2 separate regions of the Homo sapiens genome follow, and region 2 is linked to region 1. Evidence: read pairs that join two places in POLR2A ChIA-PET (ENCODE). Cell type or tissue: PC-9. All regions are shown on one strand. Each heading gives the region's core, and the rest is flanking DNA. Links, peaks and the distances in the headings are about the cores only. Region 1 overlaps RPS6KB1 (ribosomal protein S6 kinase B1). Region 2 overlaps VMP1 (vacuole membrane protein 1).

Region 1 (14,658 bases), core at 9,631-14,630:
TGGGGGACAAAGCGAGACTCCATCTCAAAAATAAAAAAATAAAAATAAAAAAGAACGCTATGGAATTGGACTAGAATTAGGGCTAACAATATGAAGCACTTTGGGAAACCGAGGCAGGCGGATCACCATGTTGGCCAGGAGTTTGAGACCAGCCTGCCCCACATGGAGAAACCTCATCTCTACTAAAAATACAAGAATTAGCCACGTGTGATAGTACACACCTATACTCCCGTTACTCCAGAGGCTGAGGCACGAGAATGACTGGAACCTGGGAGGCAGAGGTTGCAGTGAGCTGAGGCAGCCTGGTGTCCAAGGGTGTGGTGAGCCATGATCATGCCACTGCACTCAAGCCTGGGCAACAGAGGAAGAACCTGTCTCACAAAAAAAAAAAAAGACCAGGTGCGGTGGCTCATGCCTGTCATCCCAGCACTTTGGGAGGCTGAGGCGGGCAGATCATGAGGTCAGGAGTTCAAGACCAGCCTGGCCAACATAGTGAAACCCCATCTCTACTAAAAATACAAAAATCAGCTGGGTATGGTGGCACGCACCTATCCCAGCGACTCAGGAGGCTGAGGCAGGAGAATTGCTCGAACCTGGGAGATGGAGGTTGCAGTGAGCCAAGACCACATCGTTGCACTCCAGCCTGGGCACCAGAGTGAACCTCCATCTCAAAAAAAAAAAACAAACAAATTTTTTTAAAAGAGAGTATAGGGCCAGGCGCAGTGGCTCACGTCTGTAATCCTGGCACTTTGGGAGGCCAAGGTGGCTAGATCACGGGGTCAAGAGATCGAGACCATCCTGGCCAACATGGTGAAACCCCATCTCTACTAAAAATACAAAAAATTAGCTGGGCGCGATGGCGCACGCCTGTAGTCTCAGCTACTCTGGAGGCTGAGGCAGGAGGATAGTTTGAACCCGGGAGGCAGAAGCTGCAGTGAGCTGAGATCACACCACTGCACTCCAGCCTGACTTCATCTCAAAAAAAAAAAAAAAAAAAAAAAAAGGAGTATAAAAAAATCTTTACAGACTAATGACAATATAGAAAAAATACAGAAAAAATAGAAAAGTCTCCATTTTATAATCACTACAGTACAGTAATATTTGGGCAAGAAACAATCCAGATAAAACCATTAAGTAAAGATTATTATAGGACAGAATATTCACACCGTTTCTATCATTCCACAGATCACTTGTTAACTACAAAAGGAAAAAGAGGCCGGGAACGGAGGCTCAAGTCTGTAATCTCAACACTTTGGGAGGCCGAGGAGAGCGGCTCACCTGAGGTCAGGAGTTTGAGACCAGCCTGGCCAACATGGTGAAACCTCGTCTCTACTACAATTACAAAAATTAGGCAGGCGTGGTAGGAGGCACCTGTAATCCCAGCTACTTGTGGGGCTGAGGCAGGAGAATCGCTTGAACCCAGGAGGTGGAGGTTGCAGTGAGCCAAAATTGCACCACTGCACTCCAGCCTGGGCAACAGAGTGAGACTGCTTCTCAAAAAAAAAAAAAAAAAATGCCCTTATTCTTAGGAGATGTATAGATGAAATTAGGGGTGAAGTGCTATGAAATCTGCAGTTAACTCTCAAATTGTACATGAGGAAAATTTATTAACTAAAATTTATTAACTAAAGGGCTTAGGGCCAAAAAACAGGCATTGTAGGAATCAAGTAAGTCAAAAGTGAGAAAGTTATTGTTCTATGAAACCGCAATATTTCAGAGGTGGAGAACACCTTTGGCCAAAGGTTCTAAAATGTACAGTGGGAGGTGAACTAATGCCGTAGGCAATAGTATTTTGCTTCCATGGTATATTTTTGCTGCAACTGGTAGGGTCGGGTGATGGCTGTTGATAGTCTTTTCCTCACTATTCCACTCTAAGCAAATACCTGAATGGTACCATTCCTATAAGAAGTAAACAGTCCCAGGAGAACTAATAAATCCAGACAGAATGTCCAGATTGAAACAACTCACTTAAGGGGATACCTGGTTCTACTCTGATTTCATCTTAAAGTCTGGGGGAAGAGGTATACACTTACCACACACTCAGGTCAGAGGGGTTAGTACTCTGCCTCCAGGATAATTAAAATCAGAAGGAAGGAACTCAAAGGGAGCCTATAGTCATCTTACTTGGGGATTTAGAAATGAAAGCCCTGAACTTAACCCTAATGACATCTTTATTTTCATTATTTTTGCTATGAGCTTGCTTTCAAGGACAAGGAAGGAGACAGTATCAGATCCTCTAGCCAGGATTAAGAAAAGAACCCCAAGAATGGGAAACAATGGCAACCAAGCAAAAGCAGAGGCAAACAGCTTAGGTCCTGGATCCCTGGGCCCCAGAATGAGGCCTGACACTTAGCAGTAATTAAGTCTATGGATTTCCCAATATACCACCCCACCCACCATGAGTGGGGAAAAAAAACAAGCACTCTTTTTTTCACTAGATACCTGTGCCAAAAACATACTTCACCCAAGATCTAATTATGCCTAATATGGTCAGGCCTGATTATCCGACATAAATAACACATCACAAGGAATGAATCAGTTAAGAATCTTGACCAGAGGCTGGGCGCAGTGGCTCACGCCCATAATTCCAGCACTTTAGGGGGCTGAGGTGGGCGGTCACTTGAGGTCAGGAGTTTGAGACCAGCCTGGCCAACATGGTGAAACCCTGTCTCTACCAAAAGTACAAAAATTAGCCAGGCGTGGTGGTACACACCTGTAGTCCCAGCTATTTGGGAGGCTGAGGCCCTAGAATCACTGGAACCCAAGAGGCAAAGGTTGCAGTGAGCTGAGAACGCTCCACTGCACTCCAGCCTGGGTGATGTAGTGAGACTCTGTTTCAAATAAAAGAAGAAATCTTGACCAGTACTTCTTTTCACATTTCTGGGACAAGCACTATTATGCTGCCTTCAATTCTATACCTAACATGTTTTACAGATTAAAAAATCATTAATCTAAAACAATTCCAACAGGAAAGTCAAATAGCTGATATCAATGTCAACCCACTGAAGAAGAAACTGATGTGAAGAATAGCTAGATGGCTTTTTAAAGACAATTACCAATAAAATTGTGGTCACAGTATTTGTTCCTCAGCTTTCAAACTGAGGAGTCATTTATACTGCTTAAATAAAAATCAGCAAGAAGGACCAAAGTTTTACAAGTCTTATAATTTTTTTAAAAAGTCACTTTGATTGTCTTTAAAGTAGTTCTCCACTGGAACTTTTGTTTTAAGACAGTGGAGGCCGGGCGCAGTGACTCATGCCTGTAATCCTAGCACTTTGGGAGGCCAAGAAGGGTGGATCACCTGCGGTCAGGAGTTCGAGACCAGCCTGGCCAACATGGCAAAGCCCTGTCTCTACTAAAAATACAAAAATTAGCTGGGTGTGGTGGCGGGCACCTGTAATCCCAGCTACTCAGGAGGTTGAGGCAGAAGAATCACTTGAACCCAGGAAAAAAAAAAAAGACAGTGGAATCTTTTCAGTAATCAATCCCAAACAAGAATAAGAAAACAAACACACACATAATCCATCAGTAAAACTAGAAGACATGTGGAATCCCACACCTGAAAAGACAGAGTGGGGATAAAGCAATGGTCCATGATGTAGCAGAGTGGGGTAAGATCAAACCTAAGTGCCTGCAAAGGGGAATACACAAAAGAAGTTGAATCTATCTATAGAACCCCAGCAAGGTTCAAACATTAGAGGAAAAATTAGAAGGAAGGGAAAAAATTAAAGGAACTGAAGACTGTAGAAGGCAGAAGGTGGAGTGCTAAAAACAGGGAGATCATCTACAAGTCTGTGTAAGGAACAGACAGACCAAAAAGGCTCCCATCTCCATACTAAGTCGAAGAACTAACCCTAGGAGAGTTAAATTCCCCGGGACAAAAAAAAAAAGTGAAAGATTAGATCCACAGAGTAAAGTACTAATGTAAAAACTCGAGTTTAGTGAAAGTCCGCGTGTTGAGAGGTAAGATCTCCATCTTCTCTCACTCAGCTCCAGAATGCTTTTTCCAGGCAAATGAATGGCAGAACTTTCTTAGCACCAACTGATCCTCCCCAGAAAAAAAAAGATCTACAGACAATATTTACTTATTTATTTATTTGAGATGGAGTCTCGCTCTTGTTGTCCAAGCTAGAGCACAATGGTGCAATCTTGGCTCACTGCAACCTCCACCTCCCAGGCTCAAGCGATTCTCCTGCCTCAGCGCCCCCAAACCAGCTGGCCAGGCTGGTTTTGAACTCCTGACCTCAGGTGATCAACCTGCCTCAGCCTCCGAAAGTGCTGGGATTACAGGCGTGAGCCACCACACCCAGCCCTACAGACACTATTATTTGAAGTTGTTGATCAAGTGCCAGCTAACCACTTGACTACCCTGCAGAGAAGCTTACACACACAGAACTTCTGATCAGCTTTTCAGAGTTCTACTCTTAAATATGAATAATCAGGCCAGGCGCAGTGGATGGGTTATTGAGGCCTAGGTGGACAGATCACTTGAGGTCAGGAGTTCGAGATCAGGCTGACAACATGGCGAAACCCTGTCACTACTAAAAATGCAAAAATTAGCCAGGCAGGGTGGCACATGCCTGTTATCCCAGCTACTTGGGTGGCTGAGGCACAAGAATCGCTTGAACCCAGGAGGTGGAAATTGCAGTGAGCCGAGACTGTGCCACTGCACTCCAGCCTAGACGACAGAGCAAGACTCCAACTCAAAAAAAAAAAAAAAAAAAAGAATAATCAGTGAATGACACCAGACATCTAAAGAAGGCCTCTAACATGGAACAAAGTGACTAAAACTGACTAAATCAAAGTCAAAGAAAACAGAAAGTCAAAAAAGAACATGCGTAAAACAAAAGAACATTTCAAATAATTATAATTAAACTCTCAGAGAGGCTGGGCGTGGTGGCTCACACCTGTAATCCCAGCACTTTGGGATGCCGAGGTGGACGTTTTGCCTGAGGTCAGGAGTTCAAGACCAGTCTGGCCAACATGATGAAACCCGATATCTGCTAAAAATACAAAAATTAGCCAGGTGTGGTAGCGGGCACCTGTAATCCCAGCTACTCAGGAGGCTGAGGCAGGAGAATCGCTTGAACGCAGGAGGCAGGGGTTGCAGTGAGCCAAGATCGCACCACTGCACTCAAACCTGCACGACAGAGTGAGACTCTTGTCTCAAAAAAATAATAATAAACATTAAAAAAAAATAAAACTCTCAGAGGGGTAAGAGAAGATATTATACTCATTAAACAGGTTGCTATAAAACAAAAACAACAGAAAGAATTCTGGAGAATCACAAATACAACAGCTTTAAAAAAAAATTTAGTCAAATGGCTGGGCACAGTGGCTTACGCCTGTAATCCCAGCACTTCAGGAGGCCAAGGCGGGCGGATCACCTAAGTCAGGAGTTCGAAACCAGCCTGACCAACATGGAGGAACCCTGTCTCTTCTAAAAATACAAAATTAGCCGGGCATGGTGGCACATGCCTGTAATCCCAGCTACTCGGGAGGCTGAGGCAGGGGAATCGCTTGAACCCAGGAGGCGGAGGTTGCGGTGAGCCAAGATTGCGCCATTGCACTCCAGCCTGGGCAACAAGAGCAAAACTCCATCTCAAAAAAAAATTGAGTAGAAGAAAGTAAACAAGACAAAGAAATGGAAACGTGGAAAAGATAAGAAAAATTAGATGATCGGTCCAGGAGATCCAACATCCAACTAATTGCAATTCCAAGAAGAGAAAACAGTGGGAAGGAAATTACCAAATAAATCACATAAGAAAATTTCCTAGAACTGAAAGACTAAAGCTTTAAGATTAAAAGAATAAAAATAGGCTGGGCACAGTGGCACATGCCTGTAATCCCAACACTTTGGGAGCCAAAACAGAACAACTGCTTGAGGCCAGGAGTTCCAGGCCAGCCGGGGAAACACAGGAAGACCTTGTCTCTACGAAACATTTTAAAAATGAACTGGGCGTGGTGGCATGCATCTGCAGTCCTAGCTACTCAGAAGTTGTGGCAGGAGGATCGCTTGAGCCCAGGAGTTACAGGTTACAGTGAAGTATGATCACACCACCACACTCCAGCCTGGGAAACAGAGTGAGACCCTGTCTCTTAAAAATAAATAAATTAATTAATTTAATTAAATAGGCCGGGCGCAGTGGGCCATACCTGTAATCCAATCCCAGCACTTTGGGTGGCCGAGGCGGGTGGATCACTTGAGCCCAGGAGTTCAACACCAGCCTGGGCAACATGGTGAGTGCCCATCTCTACATTTTTTTTTATTAGCCAGGCCTGGTGGTGCGTGTCTGTGGTCCCAGCTACTCAGGAGACTGAGGTGGGAGGATAGCTTGAGCCCAGGAATTTGAGGTTGCACTGAGCTATAATTGTGTCACCGCACTCCTGTCTAGGTGACAGGGCGAGACCCTATCTCAAAAACTAACTAAATAAAAATAATAATCAAAGTCAAAGCAACACACATCACTATAAAAACTTAGATCAGAAATAAAGAGAAAATCTTAAATATTTCCACAGAAAAAATAGGCCATGTGTAAACGACTGGGAATCAGAATGCCAAAGCACTTCAACAGAAACTCTCAAGAATAGAAGAAAACTGAGCAAAATTCTAAGTGAAAATAATTTTCAACTCCAATAACATAAACAATCAAGTAAATAAAAATGTAAAGAAATTCTCAAATATGCAATATGGATATATTTTTATTATAAATGTATCTTTATATACCTTGTCTGAGGGAGCCACTAGTATAGTGTCACCAAAACAAGGACATAAACTAAGAAAAAGGGAAAAAATGAAGATATGGGATCCAGGAAACAAAAGATCCAACACTGAAGGAGCCAAGAGGATTCCAGGGTTGTGGTGAAGAAAGAGTCCAGTCATAACAGTTGTGACTAAAGAGCTACCACTCCAGATGGGAACAGGTGGATAGAAAGTTCCTAAGATATGCCTCTGGGAAATAAATGGAACTGATAGATTATCTTATAAGCCTGATCAAAGAACATTAGACTGAAAGGTGTTTTACAAAGTTGTTGGAAGACATCAGAGGACAATAGTAGATTCAAAGAAAGCAAAACAAAATGAGAGGATGAGGATAAAGGAGGGTGAAGTAAACAAGAAACAAATCCTTAACTCGCATAAAAGAAAGTTAATACTGCCAGGCTCGGTGGCTCACGCCTGTAATCCCAACACTTTGGGAGGTCAAGGCGGGCCGATCCCCCGAGGTCAGGAGTTCGACACCAGCATGCCAATATGGCGAAACCGCATCTCTACTAAAAATACAAAAATTAGCCGGGTGTGGTGGTGGGCGCCTGTAATCCCAGACACTCAGGAAGCTGAAGCAGAGGAATCGCTTTAACCTGGGAGGTGGAGGTTGCAGTGAGCTGAGATCACGCCACTGCACTCCAGCCTGGGCAACAGAGTGAGGCTCCGTCTAAAAAAAAAAATTGAAAACTGCTGAATTAAAAAGATAGCAGTTGGCTGGGCATGGTGGCTCATGCCTGTAATCCCAGCACTTTGGGAGGCCAAGGCGGGCAGATCACCTGAGTTCGAGACCAGCCTAACCAACATGGAGAAACCCCATCTCTACTAAAAATACAAAATTAGCCGGGCGTGGTGGCACATGCCTGTAATCCCAGCTACTAGGGAGGCTGAGGCAGGAGAATCACTTGAACCTGGGAGGCGGAGGTTGTGGTGAGCCGAGATCACTCCACTGCACTCCAGCCTGGGCAACAAGAGCAAAACTCTGTCACAATAAAAAAAAAAAAAAAAAAAAAAAAGATAGCAGTAGGCCAGGCGCAGTGGCTCGTGCCTGTAATCCCAGCAGTTTGGGAGGCCGAGGCAGATGGATCACCTGAGGTCAGGAGTTCGAGACCAGCCTGGCCAATATGGTGAAACCCCGTCTACACTAAAAATCCAAAAATTAGCCAGGCGTGGTGGTAGGCGCCTGTAATCCCAGCTATTAGGGAGGCTAGGGCAGGAGAATCACTTGAACCTGGGAGACAGAGGTTGCAGTGAGCTGAGATTGTACAACTGCACTCCAGCCTGGACAACAGAGTGAGAGTTCATCTCAAAAAAAAAGAGATGGCAGTACATGCTTATTACTTAGAAATAAGGAGATCAGAAACAGTGAAGAGTTACCTCAGCAAAGAATTGCAAGAGCTCTCTTTTCCACACTCACCAAGCAGAAATAAAAATAGGAATAACAGTAATGAAACATACCTCACATTCTAAAAAGTATTGCAACTGTGTTAGAAATACATTTTTTGCCGGGTGCGGTGGCTCATGCCTGTAATCCCTGCACTTTGGGATGCCGAGGCAGGTGGATCACTGAGGTCAGGAGATCAAGACCATCCTGGCCAATATGGTGAAACCCCGTTTCTATCAAAAATACAAAAAAGTAGCTGGGCGTGGCAGCATGCACCTGTAGTCCCAGCTACTCGGGAGGCTGAGGCAGGAGAATTACCTGAACCCGGGAGGTGGAGGTTGCAGTGAGCCGACATCGCACCACCGCACTCCAGCCTGGGCGACAGAGCGCGACTACGTCTCAAAAAAAAAAAAAAGAAAAGAAAATAAATACATTTTTTCTGTAAGAGACTGGGTCTTACTACATTGCTCAGGCTACCCTTGAACTCCTAAGTTCAAGCAATCCTCCTGACTCAGTCTCCCAAGTAGCTGGGACCACAGGTGTGCACCACTGTACCTGGCTTGAGATACATTTTTTTGACTGCAAATTTTAGGCCAAAATGTTACAACAATTAAAAATATGATATGATTGCTTCCCAGCCTTTTGGCTGAGATCAAGTGTAAAAATATGGTGTGTGAGGACTAAAAAGGGGGAGTGGAAATCACCTTTTTAAGCACCTTCATGGCAAATATTTTCCCAGTATTTGCTCCTGTTACTTTTCGTACTTGAAAAACCTGGATTAAAAAAAAGTGTGTGTTATTCAAAGGCAAACTATGTCAGGCATACTCCCTTAATTCCTAGTTATAAGAAACATATGCCACAGCAGTTTATATTATAAAAACTATGTGCAAAAATGATCAGCTAAAAGAACAGACCACATTAATGATCATGACTTTCCTGTTTGTTCTGCTGCCATCTGGTGGTAATGTTGGACAATGACCATCTAATAATAAACACTGTTACTTTATATTAATATATAAAATCCTACTTAGAACAAGCTATAAACAGTGTTCCCAGAGGCATAATACCACCTTAAAAATTATAAAATATTTCATAAATTTCTTTCAAGGTTGCTTGCCACTGCCCTTGCTTCACATAAAACTATTTAAAAATAGTTGGCAGTAAAAATTATAAAATATTTCATAAATTTCTTTCAAGGTTGCTTGCCACTGCCCTTGCTTCACATAAAACTATTTAAAAATAGTTGGCAGGAAATTACTGTTTACCTATTACTTAAAATAGTTTGTACTAATACTTGGCCCTCTGAATCTACAGGTTCAGCAGCCGTGGATTCAACCAACCGCAGAATGAAAATATTTGGGGGAAAAAACAATAAACAATACAAACAATAAAAAATAACACAAATATGGCCAGGTGAGGTGGCTCACAACTGTAAACCCGGCACTTTGGGAGGCCAACTCGGGTGGATCACCTGAGGTCAGGAGTTCAAGACCAGCCTGGCCAACATGGTGAAACCCCATCTCTACTAAAAATACAAAAATTAGCCGGATGTGGTGGCGCACACCTGTAATCCCAGCTACTCGGGAGACTGAGGCAGGAGAATCGCTTGAATCTGGAAGGCAGAGGTTGCAGTGAGCTGAGATCGTGCCACTGCACTCCAGCCTGCGGGAAAGAACGAGACTCTGTCTCAAAAATCATAAAAAATAAAATAAAAAATTAAGCATATGGGAGGATGTGTGTAGCTTATATGCAAATACTATGCCATTTTATATAAGGCACTTGAGCGTCGGCAGATTTTGTTATCTGCAAAGGTCTTGGAATCAGTTCTCCCTTACCCCTCCCCCATACTGAAAGACAACTATAAACATTTTCATGCAACACCTAAAACATGTGAGATTCAAAGTGCATGTGTTGCACATTCAGGATGATTAGAAATTACAATGTGTTCTTAAGCATAAGAATAGGCTACAAATGTCTGCTTTGCAAAAATTAACACTACACAATAGCAAAAATAATTCTTAAAACTTAATACTAACCAAGTTATTATCTAAATTATTTTGATAAGAGAATAGTTTGGTAAAAAGTTTTGTGGGCAGAACTCATAAAAGTGACGTCTTAAGTTGTAAAGCCTTGGGCAAAACTGTGAAACTAAATAGTTTTCTTCCCCCTTTTTATATTCCTTCAGCTTCCCCAATTCTATTGCTCCAGAAAACCAGTTGAGATTAAGGTCTCAGTAACAGATAACAACTCAGACTGCCATGTCTCTTGTAAGCAAGGAGGGCTTTATTTTTAAAGAGGATACCATTTAACCAAAGTAAAGAATGAACCCTTTAATAATAGACTTTGCCTGGTACAGTTGTCTATTTATGTATTCTATGAACCTTGACTGAGTACCTATTATGTGCCAGGCTTTTACATGTGTGGTGGTATGAAAAGAAGGGAAAACTGAACTTCTGTACATCCCTCAAACATACCAGCTAAGTGGTCATGATCACATCCTTTGCTGATAGCTGACAAAGACTGAAGATGACTGCTGGAACCAGGGCATAAAAATCAATCTATTCAAGACAGACAACAGCTCTCATTTCAAAAATATTGCCTACCTTTCCATAGCCCCCTTTACCAAGTACCCGAAGTAGCTCAAAACATTCTGGTCTGATTTTTTCTGGCCCTCTGTTCACACTAGTTTCTGAGATTTCAAATTTCTCACAATGTTCCATGCCACTGGGAAGAAAAGCAAAACCAAAAATAAATTTGCAAAAAGTTAAATTACTTTCAGCATATAGTCAAGAAAAAGGAGACAGAGAAATGTAATCTAAGTAAGTAAAAGTAAAAAAGTACATGACACCAAATTATTTGTGCTCTAAACAAACAGAACAGCAGGTCAAGAGGAGGGTGGCCTGATAATCGTTTGCCTCCTTGTTCATAGAATGGGCAATCAATTATTTACTTATTTTTATAATTGTTTATTTTATGCATAAAGGGGTACTATGGTTTTTCATTGGGTAGATGCCTTGGATAATCCATTCAAGTAAGATCACTTAGTCCAACTTAATGAAATCTATATCCTTCGTTTACTGATAGAAACACTGGCGCACATATTGAGGCCGTATTTCTGGATCAGACCTTGCCAGTTTGAGCAGACACAACAAGAGCAAGAACCCTGATTGAATTTTCATGGGTGACTCCAATACAGCTGCTGGTGACCCATCTTGCTCTTAGGAGTGCAACAAAGTAAAAGAAGACAATTATTTATTTTCATAAGCATCAAGCACCCCAAAGCTAAGGTAAGTTAGAAAAAGTTCATTAAGTTGACAAAGAAAAAAAGTCTTGCAGTTATTCAAATTTACTTCATTGAAAATATCTATGAAATTAGGTATTATCCAACCTCATTTGGCAATGTCAGCAGAAAATCAGGGATCTTTCCAAAACTACCCAATTAGTTCACATCATAGTACAAAACTTCTTCTCTGTATCTGTTTTTTCAAGTTATTAGCTTGATTTAAAGAATCCAATGGGCGTGGTGGCTCATGCCTGTAATCCCAGCACTTTGGGAGGCTGAGGTGGGCGGATCACTTGAGGTCGAGAGTTCAAGACCAGCCTGGCCAACATGGTAAAACCCTGTCTCCACTAAAAATACAAAAATTCCAGCCTAGCCAACATGGTGAAACCCCGTCTCTATTAAAAATACAAAAATTAGCTGGGCGTGGTGGCAGGAACCTATAATCCCAGCTACTCAGGAGGCTGAGGCAGGAGAATCACTTGAACCTGGGAGGCAGAGGTTGCAGTGGGCCGAGATCATGCCATCACACTCCAGCCTGGGAACAAGAGCGAGACTTTGTCTCAAAAAAAAAAAAAAAAAAAAAAAACCCAACAAAAATTAGCCAGGTGTGGTGGTGCGCTCCTGTAGTCCCAGCTACTTGGGAGGCTGAGGCAGGACAATCGCTTGAACCCAGGAGGTGGAGGTTGTGGTGAGCCGAGATTGTGCCACTGCACTCCAGCCTGGGTGACAGAGGGAGACTCCATCTCCAAAAAAATAAAAATAAAGAATCCAAAAGGGGTAGCAATTGTCTCTGTCATTTAAATGCTTTCTACATGAGTGATCTATCTTCTCATTCTCCTCCTACACTAATGCTTTTTACTTGAGAGTACAATACAGAGCAGATTAATCACCATACTCACCTAATGGAGCTTGTCTAAAATGACTTAAGATTACATGAATTTCTTTTTTGTTGTTGCTGTTGAGACGGAGTCTCGCTATGTCGCCCGGCTAATTTTTGAATTTTAAGAAGAGACGGGGTTTCGCCATGTCGGCCAGGCTGGTCTCGAACTCCTGATCTCAAATGACCCGCCCACCTTGGCCTCCCAAACTGCTGGGATTACAGGTGTGAGCCACTGTGCCCAGCCGGATTGCATGAATTTCTGTTTGAATGACTGTATGAATTTCTGTTTGTATATTTAAGCAAAACAGAAAGCATTTGACTTTTTGAGGCATTTCTACAAATTTTTCTGTAAGAAAAGATTAAAACTGTGGCTCTTTAAACTAACAACTCAGATTCATATTTAGTACTCTGAATCTGAATTAATATCTTTTCCTCAAAATCCATACATAATCTCAAAACTCTGATAGGTTATATTGATCAGATTTTGGTGCCAAATTCAATACATCGAGTTGATAAATATGACTACATATTTAAGAACAGGTTACAGGAATCACATGATTGCTACGAAATAGAACTGATAAAACCTACTTGTAAGAAAGACAACACAATGAAAATCTCTTCATATAAACTTACAGTTCATATGGTCCAACTCCCCCATGGTCCATGCTTTCATTTAACTGACCCTGAAAAATATGTTAAAAGTTTCAGAAATAATCTAATAAACATAAAATTTAAAGGTTTAATTCTTTGTCTCATAACTGAAAGAGAATGAATGAAATAAACCAGCCTAACAATTCTCTTATACTTCAACAACAGGCAAATATGGTAATGAACAAAACACAGTACACAAACAACACTATGGGAATTTCACTCTAAATTATTTTACAAATAGAGATGAGGTCTTTCTATGTTGCCCAGACTGGAATGCAGTCAATAGCTATGAAGGGGTATGATCATAGCATACCAGAGCCTTAAACTCCTCAAGTGATTCTTCTGCCTCAGCGTTCCAAGTAGCTGGGACTATAGGCACCCGGGTTTTTTTTTTTTTTTTCTTTTTTGAGATGGAGTCTCACTCTGTCACCCAGACTGGAGTGCAGCGGTGCCATCTCAGCTCACTGCAACCTCCGCCTCCCAGGTTCCAGTGTTTCTCCTACCTCAGCCTCCTGAGTAGCTGGGAGTATAGGCATGTACCACCATGCTTGGCTAATTTTTGTGTATATATATATATTTTTTGAGATGGAGTCTTGCTCTGTTGCCCAGGCTGGAGTGCAGTGGCGCCATCTCGGCTCACTGCAACCTCCACCTCCCAGGTTCAAGTGATTCCCCTGCCTCAGCCTTCCGAGTAGCTGGGATTACAGGTGCCTGCCACCATGCCTGGCTAATTTTTTATATTTTTAGTAGAGATGGGGTTTCACATATTAGCCAGGATGGTCTTGATCTCCTGACCTTGTGATCTGCCCACCTCAGCCTCCCAAAGTGCTGGGATTACAGGCGTGAGTCAACACTCCCGGCCCTAATTTTTGCATTTTTAGTAGAGATGGGGTTTCATCATGTTGGCCAGGCTGGTCTCGAACTCCTGACCTCAGGTGATCCGCCCTCCTCGGCTTCTCAAAGTGCTGGGATTACAGGCGTGAGCCATCACACCCGGCCCCAGCTTTTGCTTTTAATTTTATATGACAGGCTGGGCATGGTGGCTCACACCTGTAATCCCAGCACTTTGGGAGGCCGATGCGGGCAGATCACGAGGTCAGGAGTTCGAGACCGGCCTGGCCAATACGATGAAATCCAGTCTCTAATAAAAATACAAAAATTAGACGGGTGCGGTGTCGCATGCCTGTAGTTCCAGCTACTCAAGAGGCTGAGGCAGGAGAATTGCTTGAACCCAGAAGGCAGAAGTTGCGGTGAGCCGAGATCACGCCACTGCACTCTAGCCTGGGCAACAGAGCAAGACTCCATCTCAAAAAAAAAAAAAAAAAAAAAAAAAAAAAAAAAAAAAAAAAAAAAAAAAAAAAAAAAAAGCCACGTGCGGTGGCTCATGCCTGTGGTCCCAGCAGTTTGGGAGGCCGAGGCGGGCAGATCACCTGAAGTTGGGGGTTCGAGACCAGCCTTACCAATATGGAGAAACCCCATCTCTACTAAAAAAATACAAAATTAGTCGGCCGTGGTGGCCCATGCCTGCAATGCCAGCTACTCGGGAGGATGAGGCAGGAGAATCACTTGAACCTGGAAGGCAGAGATGGCAGTGAGCCGAGATCGCGCCATTGCACTCCAGTCTGGGCAACAAGAGCGAAACCCTGTCTCAAAAAAAAAAAAAAAAAAAAAAATTTGGCCGGGCGCGGTGGCTCACG
Region 2 (16,093 bases), core at 6,009-11,008, 180 kb after region 1:
GAGGGTAGAAATTCTATAAAACCCACATTCATCCCATTTGAAACTGAGATTAGAGAATTAGAGAATGTGCAAGACTAGAAACAGAATTGCTCGACCTCTCACCTGTTGATGCACTCCTTCAACATAATACGTAGCTATAAGCACAGCAAGCAGCAGTAAAAAAGACACCACAATGCTTTGACGATGCCATAATCTTAAAAACAAATAAAAAAAATAAATATCTCACAGTCTCACTTTCAGCATTCATCATTCTCAGAACAATTTCTTGCTGAAACAGTTAGGTTACCTAGCTCAGCTGGGCTGAGCTCTTTTCCTTACACATCATGGCCTCTTGGAGTAACAGAAGGGGGTCAAGGGAAGATACATAGGCAGAGAACCCAAGTTCTTATCATAACCCCCACTGTAGCCTTTTCCTTACCCAAAGCCTGATCTTATTAAACCTCAACTTATAATATGGAGAAGCATTATAGTATAATAGAAAGAGCACTGGCCTTCAAGTCAGAGGACCTGGGTCAGAGACCCTTCATGTTGCACTTTCAGCCAGACACTTAACCAACCTGATTCTGTTTCTTGTTTTTATAATCTTTATTTACTTATTTTTATTTTTTTTTGAGATGGAGTCTTACTCTGTTGCTGGAGTGCAGTGGTGCGACCTCAGCTCACTGCAAGCTCCACCTCCCGGGTTCAAGCTATTCTCCTGCCTCAGCCTCCCAAGTTGCTAGGACTATAGGTGTGTGCCACCATGCCCGGCTAATTTTTGTATTTTTAGTAGAGACGGGGTTTCACTATGTTGGCCGGGCTGGTCTTGAACTCCTGTCTTAGTGATCTGCCTGCCTCGGCCCCTCAAAGTGCTGGGATTACAGCCGTGAGCCACCATGCCCGGGCTTTGTTTCTTTTTTTCAGAGACAGGGTCTTGCTCTGTCACCCAGGCTGGAGTGCAGTGGCATGATCTTGGCTCACTGCAACTTCCACCTCCTGGGTTCAAGCTATTCTCCTGCCTCAGCCTCCCAAGTTGCTAGGACTACAGGCGCACGCCACCATGCCCGGCTAATTTTTGTATTTTTAGTAGAGATGGGGTTTCACCATGTTGGCCAGGGTGGTCTCGAATTCCTGACCTCAGGTGATCCACCCACCTCAGCCTCCCAAATGGCCTAAAATTCCACCTCCTGGGTTCAAGTGATTTTCCTGAGTAGCTGGGATTACAGGCATGCACTACCACGACCGGCTAATTTTTTTTTTTTTTGAGACAGAGTATCGTTCTGTTGCCCAGGCTGGAGTGCAGTGGCATGATCTCGGTTCACTGCAACCTCTGCCTCCCACGTTCAAGCGATTCTCCTGCCTCAGCCTCCTGAGTAGCTGGGACTACAGGCACATGCCACCACGCCCGGCTAATTTTTATATTTTTAGTAGAGACGGGGTTTCACCATGTTGGCCAGGTCTCGAATTCCTGACCTCAGATGATCCACCCACCTCCCAAAGTGCTGGGATTATAGGTGTGAGCCACCACGCCTGGCCTAAAATGTTTATAATAATGTACTTGTTTTACCTTCTTTATGGAGTTGCCCTAAGGATCAAAATCAGCTGAAAATGTTACAAAATACTTTATAAACTCTTAGTACAATAAAAATGTTAAGATAATAGTACAGAGAATAACTTGGAAGGGCATGCCAGAAGATAAGGCATGTAAAAGTTCAACTTGTTCTTTATGGTACTTGAAACAGGGCTTACAAGTACTAAATTTAAAGACAACACATTTCCATGGCAGAGTTCTTTTTCATTGGCTCAAACTATCAGTAAAACTGCCACATATGCTGAACCTTGCCCTGCTAAAGAATCAGTGTATCTAAATTACACAGACCTGATTTCTCCCAATGGTAAAATCAGGAGAGAAAATAAAAATCGTATTTTTCAGTGTTCTCCACTGCAGATTCAACATGAAAAAACAGTGGACAACTGTGATAATCCAGTAAGCAAACAGCAAATAGCAATGTCTTTCCCTAATCTATTTTTCTTCAACCTAAAGAAAGGAGAATAAATATGTTCCTATGGTAATATTCTAAAGGTAATTAATCCATTTTGATGGAGTAGAGGGCAGAAAGTAAGAGATTACTGAGGATTTTTTAAATGAGTAAATGAGGTGTATGTAAAAGGTAGTGGGAGAAGACTCTTTACTTTGAGGTCCATTCCTTCAAGATTACAAGGATTTCCAGAGAAAAATACTGCAAGGTAATGAGCGGCTGTCTCCACAGGACAATATTCTGCCTTTCTTCCCGCTCCCTCCTCTTCTTTTCATTCACTGAAGAGGGGTCTGAAAAACAATAGTGCAGAGATTAAAACAGAATTTCTAACATTTATGCTTATTCTCTTCAATCACTTTAGATGAAAAGAGTTTTATCTCCCAAATAACAACTAATAGCAAGTCCTAGAGTCTTGTGAAAAATGGCAACTAGTAGTACCTATAATCTCAGCACTTTGGGAGGCTGAGGAGGGCAGATCACTTGAGGTCAGTAGTTCAAGACCAGCCTGGCCAACATGGTGGAACTCCGTCTCTACTAATAATACAAAAATTAGCTGGGCATGGTGGTACACGCCTGTAATCCCAGCTACTCGGGAGGCTGAAGCACAAGAATCCCTTGAACCTGGGAGGCAGAGGTTGCAGTGAACTGAGATTGTGCCACTGAAGACCAGCCTGGATAACAGAATGAAAGAGACTCTGTCTCAAAAAAAAAAAAAAAAAAAAAAAGGCAACCAGTCCCAACTCAGCATAGAAAGAAGATGAATGACAGTAGTTCCCCCTTATCTACAGTTTCAGTAACACATGGTCAACTATGGTCTGAAAATAATAAATGGAAAATTCTGAAAATAAGCAATTCATAAGTTTTATTGTTTTAAATTTATTTTTATTTTTTTAAGAGACAGGGTCTCCATTCCGTTGCCCAAGCTGGAATGCAGTGGCATAATCACAGCTCACTTTAAACTCCAACTCTTGGGGTCAAGTGATCCTCCCACCTCAGCCTCCCAAGCAGCTAGGACTACAGGTGTGTACCACCGCACCCAACTAATATTTTTGGTTTTTGTGGAGACACAGTCTCACTACGTTGCCTGGGCTCATCTGAAACTCCTGACCTCAAGTGATCAGCTCGCCTTGGCCTCCCAAAGTGCTGGAATTACAGGTGTGAGCTACTGCAGCCAAGCCCCTAAGTTTTATATTGTATGCTGTTCTGAGTAGTATAATAAAATCTTGCCAGTCCTGCTCCATCCAGCCTAAGACCTGATTCATCCCTTTGTTTAGTACATCCGCGTTGTATATGTTACCCCATTACTATATACAGAACAACACAGTGTTTTTTCCTATATCCACTAGGGGTCATGGAATGTATCCCTCATGGATAAGGGGGCTACTATATTATAGTTGCCATTTCTTAATCAGTGTTACCTAGAGAACAACTGAGGCAAAACCAACTCCCTGCCTTGATAAACATCAGAATCTTTTGTAGAGGATGTCCTAAAGAAATGGTACTGAAAATTCCAGCAGTTGAATTTGGGATAGAGCTATAGATTTTGGGAAAATTACTGAAATAAGTCTAAATTGGTCCACCTTCTATGAAGGGCATTCTATCAACCTAGGATCATATTACAGAACAAAGTGGTTTAGATCGCAAAAATGGTGAGGCAAACTAGTTGGTTCCAATCCTGGCTCTGCCTTCTATTAGTCACGTGATCTTGGGCAAGTTAGTTAATACTTTTGTGACTCAGTTTTCTCTTCTGTAAAATGGGGATCACAATAGTACATACTTTTCAGGGTCATTTTAAGGATTAAATGAGCTCATATATGTAAAGTTCTCAGAAGAGTTTAACACTTAGTAAGTGCCCAATTAAGTTTAGCTATTAATTGTCACCATCTATTGAAATTACAAAATGCTTTTGTTTTTGTTTTTTTTGAGACAGGGTCTCATTCTGTTGCCCAGGCTGGGGTGCAGTGGTAGCATGATTTTGGCTCACTGCAACCTCCACCTCCCTGGTTAAAGCGGTTCTCCTGCCTGAGCTTCCCGAGTAGCTGGGATCACAGGCATCTGCCACCACGCCCGGCTAGTTTTTTTTTGTATTTTTAGTAGAGATGAGGTTTCATCATGTTGGCCAGGCTGGTTTCAAACTCCTGACCTCAAGTGATCCACGCACCTCCGCCTCCCAAAGTGCTGGGATTACAGATGTGAGCCACCACGCCCAGCACAAAATGCATATACACTGTAAACCGGTAATTCCATTTCTAGGAATGATTAGGTATAAGGTGAAATGACTTGCACAACTTTATTGACCACAGCATTATTTGTACTAGCAAAAAATAATCAATAACTTATATATTACCAATAGAGGACAGAAGAGTGATTAAAGTACAGCACACTCGTACAATGGAAAGAAAAACTAAGCAGCCATAATAAAGAATAAATTTTTTTTTTTGGGGGACAGGGTCTTGCTCTGTCACCCAGGCTGGAGTGCAGTGGTGTGATCGCAGCTCACTGCAGCCTTGTGGGCTAAATCGATACTCTCACCTCAGTCTTTCCAGTAGCTAGCTAGAACTTGAGTAGCTAGCTAGAACTACAGGCGCATACGATCACATCCAGCAAATTTTTAAAATCTTTTGCAGAGATGAGGTTTCCCTGTGTTGTCCTGGCTGGTCTCAAACTCCTGGGCTCAAGAGATCCTTCCGCCTTGGCCTCCCAAAGTGTTGGGATTACAGGCGTGAATCACCACGCCCAGCCTAAGAATCAGTTTTTCATGTACAGTTATAGCATAATCTCTAAAATATTAAAAAACACCTGGTACAGAAGAGTAAGTTTGACATGCTAATGTTAATTTTAAATTCCAATGGGGTGAGCAGAAGAGGAAGAATATACAAATGTATGTGCTCTCTAAAAGGAAAGAAAAAAATAGCACACAAAAGCTCCTAATGGGAAGACACTATGATGTATGCAATGCCCATCTCTGAATCCTGAAACTCTTGGTGAAATTGCCAAGTTTACTGACAACCAAAGTAACCCAAAAGTCAGATCAGTGCTGCAAAATGTCCTCTGCAAGGCAATATGGTGATTAACAAACAAATGAGGCCGGGCGCGGTGGCTCATGCCTGTAATCCCAGCACTTTGGGAGGCCAAGGTGGGTGGATCACCCGAGGTCAGGAGTTCAAGACCACCCTGGCCAACATGGTGAAATCCCATCTCTACTAAAAATACAAAAATTGGCTGGGCGTGGTGGCGCATGCCTTTAATTCCAGCTACTCGGGAGGCTGAGGCAGAATTGCTTGAACCTGGGAGGCGGAGGTTGCAGTGAGCCAAGATCGCACCATTGCACTCCAGCCTGGTGACAGAGTGAGATTCCGTCTCAAAAAGCAAACAAACAAACAAACAAATGAAAACTACTATTTCAGATTCCTTGCACTTCCTCTAAAAGTAGAGGATTGCTGTGAAAATATTACCACACTAGAGTATTATTTGCCATGTGTTTGAGATGTCAAACAATTCAAAAGCTAAAAAAAAAGTATGATTACAACAAAAGTAAAACTTTTTTTTCATTTTCCTTTAAATGCATGAAGGAAAGTTTCTACTTAAATCATCCATATTAATAAAAGTCATCATTTTCAGGGTAACTGTATAAACAGGAGTCAAATACACTGAAATTTACCACAAATTCCAATTTGGTTAAAATATGAGTTTATTCATCTCAAACGATAATTTTAAAATAAATTTTTAAATAATATTCACATTCTAACTTTTTTGATAACTGTATATTTAAGAACAGTGTAGTAAGTTTATAATCTACTTCTAGAATTACAAAATAGCACAATAAAATTGAGCACTGAGCAAAGCCAAATAAACACTGACCATACTATAAGATTAACAAGTAATAATCTTGTACTTGGAACACTGTTTATGTGATTGTGGCCAGGCTCCTTCTGCCATCACTGTGAAATATCACCTTACAGGCCCTGACTGACCCATAATTTAATTTACTAAGAAGATAATATAAGATTAAAAATAAAAGAAGTAATATATCTCTATTTTATTCCAATGAAAAGTATATCATTTAAACCCATAGCACTCCTCCCTGCAAACCATCAAAATTTACCTGTGAAATTTCCATTATGATGTTCCTTGTTCATTGCTACACGTCTCTGGTCACAATTTTTTCCATTCTCTGCCATTTCATAGATCAGTAACTCTTGAGGAGCTAATACAGCAAAATAAAATCCAGCAATACATTACAAACTTCTGCTGTGTAGCTGTGACTGAATAAAACTGAATACAGGAATAACATCACAGTAATAAGCCACATGATATGTATGATGTGTTTACACTTTTTTTCTTTTATAACCAAAATTTGAACAATTTAGTTATTCTATTGAACAATTTATATAGATATTCTAATACAAATAGTAAAAATATAAAAGCCATATAGTTGTAAACCTTTTCCTAGTAGTTATTTCAGGGATCTTCCAGATTGAAATTTGGAGGTAATCTGTCCACAGAAGGAGGATATCAAGCACTAGTAACTCCAAATGTTAACACACTATAAAGTCTAACTCCTTCTAATTTACAATTAAATATCATACTACTGTGTACTCAAAATTAATCTTATCATTTTACCTTTTTACAGTTTTCTTTCATATTCCCTTTAACATTATTATATAAAAATAGAATATACTACAAAAGATGCTGCAACTGTTGATACATAAATCTAAGATCATAGACCAGTTTTATTTAGGAAACAATTCTACTGAATAAAATGATATGGGCAAAAAAAAAAACCAAACTTGAAATGTTTAAGATAGTTAAATGTACTTTATTTATAACATGCTTCATTTCATACTACAGGTATCAGTGCTTTTACTTTAATGTAATACAACATATAAAAACCAGATTGCCTGTGATTGTATCATTCTTCAGGTGTTAGTAAAGCAAAACTTTCTACTCAAAAAGCACATCACTTCAATAAAAGGCTAAAATGCTGAGTCCTTAATACAATAAATGCTGAGTCCTTAATACAATATTAAAACTTGCCCAGACACTTATAAAAAGACAACTGGGGCCGGGTGCAGTGGCTCATGCCTATAATCCCAGCACTTTGGGAGACCAAGGCAGGATGATCACTTGAGGTCAGGAGTTTGAGCCCAGCCTGGACTACACAGTGAGATCCCATCCTACATAAGATAAATAAATTAGCCAGGAGTGATGACCCATGCCTGTAGTTCTAGTTGCTCAGGAGGCTGAGGTGGGAGGATTGCTTGGGCTCAGGAGTGAAAGGCTACACTGAGGTATGATTGTACCACTGCATTACAGCCTGGGCAAAAGGGAGACCCTGCTTCAAAAAAAAAAAGAAAGTGAAAATAAATACAACCCACAGGAGAAAGTATTTACAAATCACATATATTTCATAAGAAGCGTGTATCGGGCCTGCAAACTCTTACAACTCAGTAATAAAAAGCAAATAATCCAATTAATAAACGGACAGAGGAGCTGCACAGATATTTCTCCAAAGATACACAAATTGCTAATAAGCACATAAAAAGATGTCTAACATCTTTAGCCATCAAGGAAATGCAAATTAAACCACAATGAGATACAATCTCATACCTGTTAGGATGGTTATAGTAAAAGACAGATAATAGACCAGGCGCAGTGGCTCACGCCTGTAATCCCAGCACTTTGGGAGGCCAAGGCAGGCAGATAGTGAGGTCAGGAGTTCAAGACTAGCCTGCGCAACATGGTGAAACCCCGTCTCTACTAAAAATACAAAAATTAGCCTGGCGTGGTGGTGGGTGGCTGTAATCCCAGCTACTCGGGAGGCTGAGGCAGGAGAATCGCTTGGACCCCCGAGGCGGAGGTTGCAGTGAGCCAAGATCGTGCCATTGCGCTCCAGCCTGGGTGACAGGAACAAGACTCTGTCTCAAAAAAAAAAAAAAAAGAAACAAAAAAAAGATAATAATAACAAGTGTTAGTGAGGATGTGGAGAAATCGGAACTGCTGGTGGGAATGCAAAAGAGTTCAGCTGCTTTGGAAAACAATCTGTCAGTTCCTCAAAAGGTAAAATACAGTTACCATATGACTCAGCAATTCAGGAATGTTCATAGTGACACTGTTAACAGACCAAAGGTTTTTTTTTTTTTTTTTTTGAGATGGAGTCTCTGTCGCTCAGGCTGGAGTGCAGTGGCATGATCTTGGCTCACTGCAACCTCTGCCTCCCGAGTTCAAGTGGTTCTCCTGCCTCAGCCTCCCAGGTAACTGGGATTACAGGTGCCCGCCACCATGCCTGGCTAATTTTTGTATTTTTAGTAGAGACGGGGTTTCACCATGTTGGTTAGGCTGGTCTTGTACTCCTGACCTTGTGATCTGCCTGCCTCGGCCTCACAAAGTGCTGGGATTACAGGCGTGAGCCACTGCGCCCAGCCTATAACCCAAATGTCTTATCAACTGATGAATGGATATAGGAAATACGGTATATGGTATACCCAAACAATGAAATATTAGCCATAAAAAGAAATAAAGTAGTAATACATACTACTGCATCAATGGAGTCTGAAAATATGCTAAGTGAAAGAAGTCAGTCACAAAAGACTACTTGTTATGATTCCCATTTATATGAAATTTCCAGAATATGCATATCCATGATAACAGAAAGTGGATTAGCAGATGAGCTGGAGAAAAATGGGGAGTAGCTGCCAATGAGTTGTGAGTTTTTTTCTGGGGTGATGATAATGTTCTAAAATTGTTTTGATAGTTGCATAGATGTGAATATACCGTTTAAATGGGTGAATTATATGATATGTGAATTATGTTTCAATAAAGCTGTTTAAGAATAGTCACCAGCAGGAACTATCCAAACTTCCAAATATTCATAGGAAATATATGTTATGAATACATATGAATAATATATTCATAGATTATAAATAAATAAATAAATAAATAATCTCATTTATTCATTCATTCATTTAGTTATGTTGCCCAGGCTGGTCTCGAACTCCTGGCCTGAAGCGATCCTCCTGCCCCAGCTTCCCAAAGTGGTGGGATTCCAGGCATGAGCCACTACCCACGCGTCTCTATATTTAATAGAAGACCCAAGAGTATTAGGAGTATTCTCATGGCCAAGTGGCTCAAATTTTTATATTTTATGAGCGGATTCAGTGACAATTTAGAATTCAAAGTCAGATATATGAGTTAGGGGGTTATATTATTAAGAAAGAAAATTCATGAAGTCACTTGATAAGATGCTTGTATAAGGTTTGTTTACCTATTCACTGAACAAATACTAACTGAACACTTTGTATGTGCCAAGAGTCATGCTAGATTTATATTTAGCTGATCAGAATATGATATGGTCATGGGTCCAATCTTCCTGTAGTTTGATAGCTGGTGCTAATTTATTCCTTGTCTAAACTCTAACTATTGTAACTATTTTCAAAATTTATGCCTCATAAAGGAAAACAAGTGAAAGCCTATAAAAATCACTAGAAAAAAAAGCACACATTCATCACTGTAATATTCTCCTTTTTAAGATACAATCCATTTGTGTATACCTTTGTTTTGTTGTCTTCAATGCTGAATAAGCAAATAAACACATCAAGAAATAAAATATAGGTTTCTATTAGTATAGATAGCCTTAAGTAGACAATCATAAGATTTAAAATCTGAAAAATCTGGATTTGATCCCAGATTTGCCACTGATTAGTTGTGTGATCTTAAGCAAAGTTTCATTTTCTTTAGTCCTTCATTGTTTGGATTCACAAAATGAGGACAATAATTGCCACTTTCAAATGATTGATGTGTAGATGAAATAATCTATGTATGCATGTGTATGTTTGTTGATACGCATGCATGTGTGACTATAAATACCAATACATCAAAAGAGTAGGAGGTAATAAACGTACAAAATGCCTAAACTATAAAAAACAACTTCACAGCACATGCCTCATTGTTATTGTATCAGTGATGCCAGTGTTGTTCATTCAGCTCTCATTTTAAAAGTTCGGGGGTCTCCAATGGGCACTGAGGATACAAATATTAATAGGATAAGGAGGTCCCTGTCCTCAAGAGGATCACAGTCTGGTAAAGAAGCCAAATGAACACAAGAAATCAATTATAACAGAATGGGATGAAATAGGCATTTTAATAAAATTAGATGAAAAGACAATGTTTTAGTCAGGTCTTAAGAGTCTAACAGGGCCAGGCATGATGGCTCACGCCTGTAATCCCAGCATTTTCGAAGGCTGAGGCGGGCAGATCACGAGGTCAGGAGATCGAGACCACCCTGGCTGACACGGTGAAAGCCTGTCTCTACTAAAAATACGAAAAAATAGCCAGGCATGGTGGCGGGCGCCTATAGTCCCAACTACTCTGGAGGCTGAGGCAGGAGAACGGCATGAACCCAGGAGGCAAAGCTTGTGGTAAGCGGAGATCGCGCCACTGCACTCCAGCATGGGCGAGACAGAGCAAGACTCCGTCTCAAAAAAAAACAAAAAAAAACAAAAAGTCTAACAGACTGGAGAAATTTGTAAATCTCTCTAAACATCAGTTTTTCTTAATTTGTAAAACAGAGATAACATGACACACATCAGAGGGTTGAGGATTAAACAAGATAATGTACATAAAATACTAACATATTGCCTCACCTTTCACGTGACCTCAATATATACTAGCTATTATGAAGATCGTGAAGTAGAAAGCACTATCGGAGCTCACAGGACAAAATATTCAGACCAGTTCATAGAAGCTTAAAGTTTGACTCTGCAAACTTAAGTCATACTTGTGTGAAGATTCAGCCAAAAGATAATGTAGCCCAAGCAATTACAAAACAATAACAACAAAAACCAAAGATGCTAGAGCATCACAATAGGTTTACAAAATGGAAATCTATTTCACAAATCTGAATTTTATTAATAAAAAAATCAACTGAGGATGTTTGAAATGGAACCATATAAAAAAGTTAATGATTTTCCATCTGCCAGTCATTTAACTTGAAGCTATACTTAAGTTCTGCAAATACTTAAAACTATGTGGGTTTGGCCAGGTGTGGTGGCTCATGCCTGTAATCCCAGCACTTTGGGAGGCTGAGGCGGGCAGATCACCCGAGGTCAGGAGTTCGAGACCAGCCTGGCCAACATGGCGAAACCCCGTCTCTACTAAAAATACATAAATTAGCTGGGTGTGGTGGCTTGCGCCTGTAATCCCAGCTACTCGGGAGGCTGAGGCAGGAGAATCGCTTGAACCCAGGAGGTGGAGGTCGCAGGGAGCCGAGATTGCACCACTGCACTCCAGCCTGGACAACAGAGCAGGACTCCATCTCAAAAAAAACAAAAAAAAAAACAAAAAAAACTATGTGTGTTCATATTCAGCCAAATCCTATAGGCAATATCTTTTAAAAAATATTTTGAAGATATTTAAACATTTGTAAATATCTAAATATATGATAAATATTTACAAATAAGATATTTAAGGATATTTAAGATATTTTAAAGCCAGCCATTCATCTCTATCACAGTAAGTAAAATTTATTTAATTTGTGATGAAAAGATAAACAGGGCACAAAAAGGTTTGCCTTATAAATAACATTCTAAAACCTTTCTCCTACAAAACACTGATAATTGAACTCATTTGCCCCTATTTACTCTTTCCCATAGTGTCATTGTTTTACCCAAAACATTTTGGGTCTATGAGTGCGTACTTATAACAATGGTATTGCACAATTATTTGAAGGTTTTGTTTTTAAGCTATTGCAACAGGGGTTTTCATTTGAGCAAATAATGTGCTCTTACACAACGTGCTAAAAAAGAACAGCATACTGACATTTCCTTCTCCAAAATTCTCTCTGGAAAACATAATAGTCTGAAATTTTGTTTTGTAAGAAATAACCCAGGGAACTAAGTTATTTTCATCAGTCTATTTCTTCATAAACAAAATAAATTTGCAGTTTAAAAAACAACTTTTCAAAACCTTCTTGCCATTCCCAAAAGAAGGAAATATAGCATAAGGCCAAACAAGAGAGCCACTGAGGTTCTAAACAGTTAAGCTTATAAAAGCATCAAAACCCTTTTTTTTTTTTTTTTGGCATTTTGACCATTTAGCATGATTTAAAACCATCCCAAGTATGAAACAGCCAAAATAAAAGACCCACTAGTGTTTTAATAGTTAAGCTTATAAAAACTTCAAAGCTTTTCTGCATTTTAACCATTTTCTAAAGGATTTAACATTTTTCCTTGCCTTTCAAAATTCCCTTGAAAACATCCTCACTTTGCCTCTTCTTCCCCCAATCATACGTACTGTAAAACTTTGTAAAACTGCAGTGCCTCCAGAATCATCTGCATTCTTATGATCTGTCTAAGAAGCTGAACATAACTGAAGAAAATCACACAATTACAAAGCCACTTCAAATTCTTAATTCAACAAATATATACCAACGGTCCATTATGTGCCAGTTATTATTATTATTATCATTATTATTTTGAGACAGTCTCGCTGTGTTGCCCAGGCTGGAGTGCAGTGGCACAATCTCGGCTCACTGCAACCTCTGCTTCCCAGGTTCAAGTGATTCTCCTGTCTCAGCCTCCCAAGTAGCTGGGACTACAGGCACCCACTACCACACCTGGCTAATTTTTGTTGTTTTTTTTGTTTTTTGTTTTTGTTTTTTTTTTTGAGACAGAGTCTCATTCTGTCGCCCAGGCTGGAGTGCAGTGGCACCATCTCGGCTCACTGCAAGCTCCACCTCCCGGGTTCATGCCATTCTCCTGCCTCAGCCTCCCGAGTAGCTGGGACTACAGGCGCCCGCCACCAGGCCCGGCTAATTTTTTTGTATTTTTAGTAGAGACGTGGTTTCACTGTGTTAGCCAGGATGGTCTCCATCTCCTGACCTCGTGATCAGCCACCTCGGCCTCCCAAAGTGCTGGGATTACAGGCGTGAGCCACCGTGCCCTGCCTATTATTATTTTTGAGACAAAGTTTCACTCTGTTACGAAGGCTGGCGTGCAATAGCACAATATTGGCTCACTGCAACCTCTGCCTCCCGGATTCAAACAATCCTCCTGTCTCAGCCTCCCAAGTAGCTGGGACTACATGTGTGCACCACCACGACAGGCTAATTTTTATAGAGATGGGGTTTCGCCATGTTGTCCAGGCTGGCCTCAAACTCCTGGGCTCAAGTGATCTGCCCATCTCAGCCTCCCAAAGTACTGGGATTACAGGCTTGAGACACTGTGCCTAGCCCAGTTATTAAGATGCCAAAGCTCAAACCTAAAATTGATGATTCCTGCTAATAAACTTTTTTTTTACTTTGACAACTATTTCATTCTTTGTTTTTGCTCCCAAAACGTTTTACCCTCCTTTTTCCTTTCTTATTTTCAGACATTGACTTTCTTTTTTCTTTTTCTTTTCTTTCTTTTTTTTTTTTTTTGAGACAGGGTCTCACTCTGTCCCCCGGGCTGGAGTGCAGTGGTGCAATCATGGCTTACTGCACCCTCGACCTCCTGGGTTCAAGTGATCCTCCCACTTCAGCCTCCCGAGCAGCTGGAACTACAGGAACATGCTAACATGTCCAGCTAATTTTTGTATTTTTAGTAGAGACTGGGTTTCCCCATTTTGCCCATGCTGGTCTTGAACTCCTGGGCTCAAGTGATCCCCCTGCCTTGGCCTCCCAAAGTGCTGGGATTACAGGCATGAACCATATCCAGCCCTGTTACATTTTTTTAAATAACAAAAGCAGTGAGAGAATTCACCAATCCCACTACTATTAAGCCTACTAAAATATTTACACTTCACCCATGTCAGCATTTTTCTCTCTTTATGACTTGGCAGTGTCCTCTACTTACCAAAGGCCATTATGTCAATATATATATATCATTTCCTTCCTCCTTCTCAGGGACTTTGCTCCTTCTGTTCTCACTGTGTAATCAATCTTTACCCCTTTATTCTCACCAGAAAATTAAGTACTCAGTATTTCCCATTTTTCATTCCTTCTTCATAAACAGTGCTCAAAAGAGTTGCCGACATATACAGGCTCCACTTACTCATCATCAAATTTCTGCCTGATCCATTGTGATATGACTTCTGCTCCGACAAATAAAAATAAATTGCTTTTGTGAAGATTATCGATTACCTCCATTTGCCAAATCCAAAGGACATGTCTTACTGAATCTCTTACCTTCGCTGAACACAAGTATCCACTCCCTATTTCTTGAAATACTTTCATTTTTCCTCCTATTTCTCTGACGGCTCCCCCTGCTCTATGTCCTGGGGTTCTTCAAAGCCTGGTCCTAGATTCCTTTTTATGTTCCTTTATATTCTCTCCCTAATGATGTCACCTATTCACTCAGCCTTAAATACCCTCTACATACTGACAATTCTTTCTTTCAAAGGCAAAATGATGTTGCCATACTGCTTTATGAAAGTGCTTTATGAATATGCTGTAAGAATAATTAGAATCACAGAAGGAACTTTAGAGAATATCAAGCCTATTCTACTTATTCACAGATAAACATCTCAGAGGTAAGGGACTTGTATAATGTCACAGAACAAGTTAGTGACAAACCTGGAGGCAGGACCCAGATACAATGGTGATCTTAGGAGTACACTGACCTACTGGGAAGACAACCCCACCCTCCAAACTAAGTCAAAAATTATTTTTCTGAGAATTTTGAAAGGGACAAGCTCAATCTAGAAAAGTGAGGTAATGTAAGAGCTGGCCCCAAAATGTGATTTAGGAGTTAAAGACTCAAATCTTTTTTCCTGAGACAGTCTTGCTCTATCACCTAGGCTGGCATGCAGTAGAGCAATCACAGCTCACTGCAACCTCCACCGTCAGTGGAGCTATCACAGCTCACTGCAACCGCCACCTTCCAGGTTCAAGCCATTCTCCTGCCTCAGCCTCCCCACTAGCTGGGATTACAAGCATGTACCCCCATGCCCGGCTAATTTTTTTGTATTTTTTAGTAGAGATGGGGTTTCACCATGTTGGCCACGCTAGTCTTCAACTCCTGACCTCAGGCGATCTGCTAGCCTTGGCCTTCCAAAGTGTTGGGGTTATGGGCATAAGCCACTGTGCCCAGCCTAAGACTCAAATCTAATCAAATTGGGAGTACAGGTTGCTGTACGTTTTTTATGTTACACTGGGGGGCATTATTAGGCTGGGCTCATAACCATAAAATTATTAACTAAACTGCCTGAAAAAAATAATTTAAGGGGACTGGTTTTATGATAAAAGAGAAGTTCAACAAAACAAAATAGAAAGTCTATCTCCAGCACAGTGCAGCAGAAGTTAGCCTATATAAATCTCCTATCTACTGGGGCACACAGCATCATGATTACCAACGGCTTTGATCATCTTACCATCCACCTTTGAGTTCATGCTCCCAAATAGTATTTTGTTTATAATCTGACTTCTCATGCTGATTAGCTATAAGGAGAGTATATGCTTGTAATGGGCTGAATTGTGCCCCCCCAAATTCATATGGTGAAGTCCTAACACTCATGTGACTATAATTTGGAGATACTGCCTTTAAGAAGGTAATTAAAGTTAAATGAGGTAATAAGGGTGGTACTCTAATAAGGACTCACGTCCTTATTGGAAGAAGTACCAGACAGCTTTCTCTTCTACCTGGACACAGAGGAAAGACTATGTAAGGACACAGAGAGAAGGTGGCTGTCTGTAAGCCAGGAAGAGAGTCCTCACCAGAAATAAACCCTGCTGGCACCTTGATCTTGGACTTGCAGCCTACAAAACTGGGAGAAAAACAATTTCTGTTGTTTAAACATAGATGGGGTTTTGCCATGTTTTGTCTGTGGTATTCTGTTATGACAACCCTGGCAGAGCAATACAATGTTGATTAGTATAAATAAGGGTATCCAGATTGCAGAATTGTTTTGTTTTGTTTTGTTTTGTTTTGTTTTGTTTGTAGAGACAGAGTCTCACTATGTTACCCAGAGTGATCTTCTGGGTACCAAGTGCTCCTCCTGTCTCAGCCTCCCAAAGTGCTGGGATTACATACAGGTGTGAGCCATCTTGTCTAGCTAGACTACCTTTTATCCAGAAAAACCTGATGTATTTACTGTATGTG

Evidence for each region. Peaks named below come from ENCODE experiments on the same cell type or tissue, not always from the same donor. Only the 100,000 strongest peaks of a DNase experiment are listed, where the experiment ranks them.
Region 2: POLR2A ChIA-PET joins it to region 1 with 12 read pairs; 2 of 35 experiments call an interaction of 5 or more read pairs at or near these places.

The regions. Positions count from the first base shown.
Region 1 is chr17:59,908,897-59,923,554 of GRCh38, reverse strand. RPS6KB1 (ribosomal protein S6 kinase B1) reads right to left here. Exons shown (of 15, transcript NM_003161.4): 2 at 12,944-12,993; 3 at 10,751-10,871; 4 at 8,852-8,920. It also overlaps the pseudogene RPS29P21. Among named protein-coding and RNA genes, the nearest start is that of RPS6KB1, 23 kb to the right of the region's middle. In PC-9, for the core only: no CTCF peak of the experiment used is centred there; no DNase peak of the experiment used is centred there; H3K27ac peaks cover 110 bases.
Region 2 is chr17:59,721,553-59,737,645 of GRCh38, reverse strand. It overlaps VMP1 (vacuole membrane protein 1), which reads right to left. Exons shown (of 12, transcript NM_030938.5): 2 at 6,124-6,225; 3 at 2,173-2,308; 4 at 103-193. The coding sequence starts at 6,199. Among named protein-coding and RNA genes, the nearest start is that of VMP1, 22 kb to the right of the region's middle. In PC-9, for the core only: no CTCF peak of the experiment used is centred there; a DNase peak (open chromatin) is centred at 8,085; H3K27ac peaks cover 2,577 bases.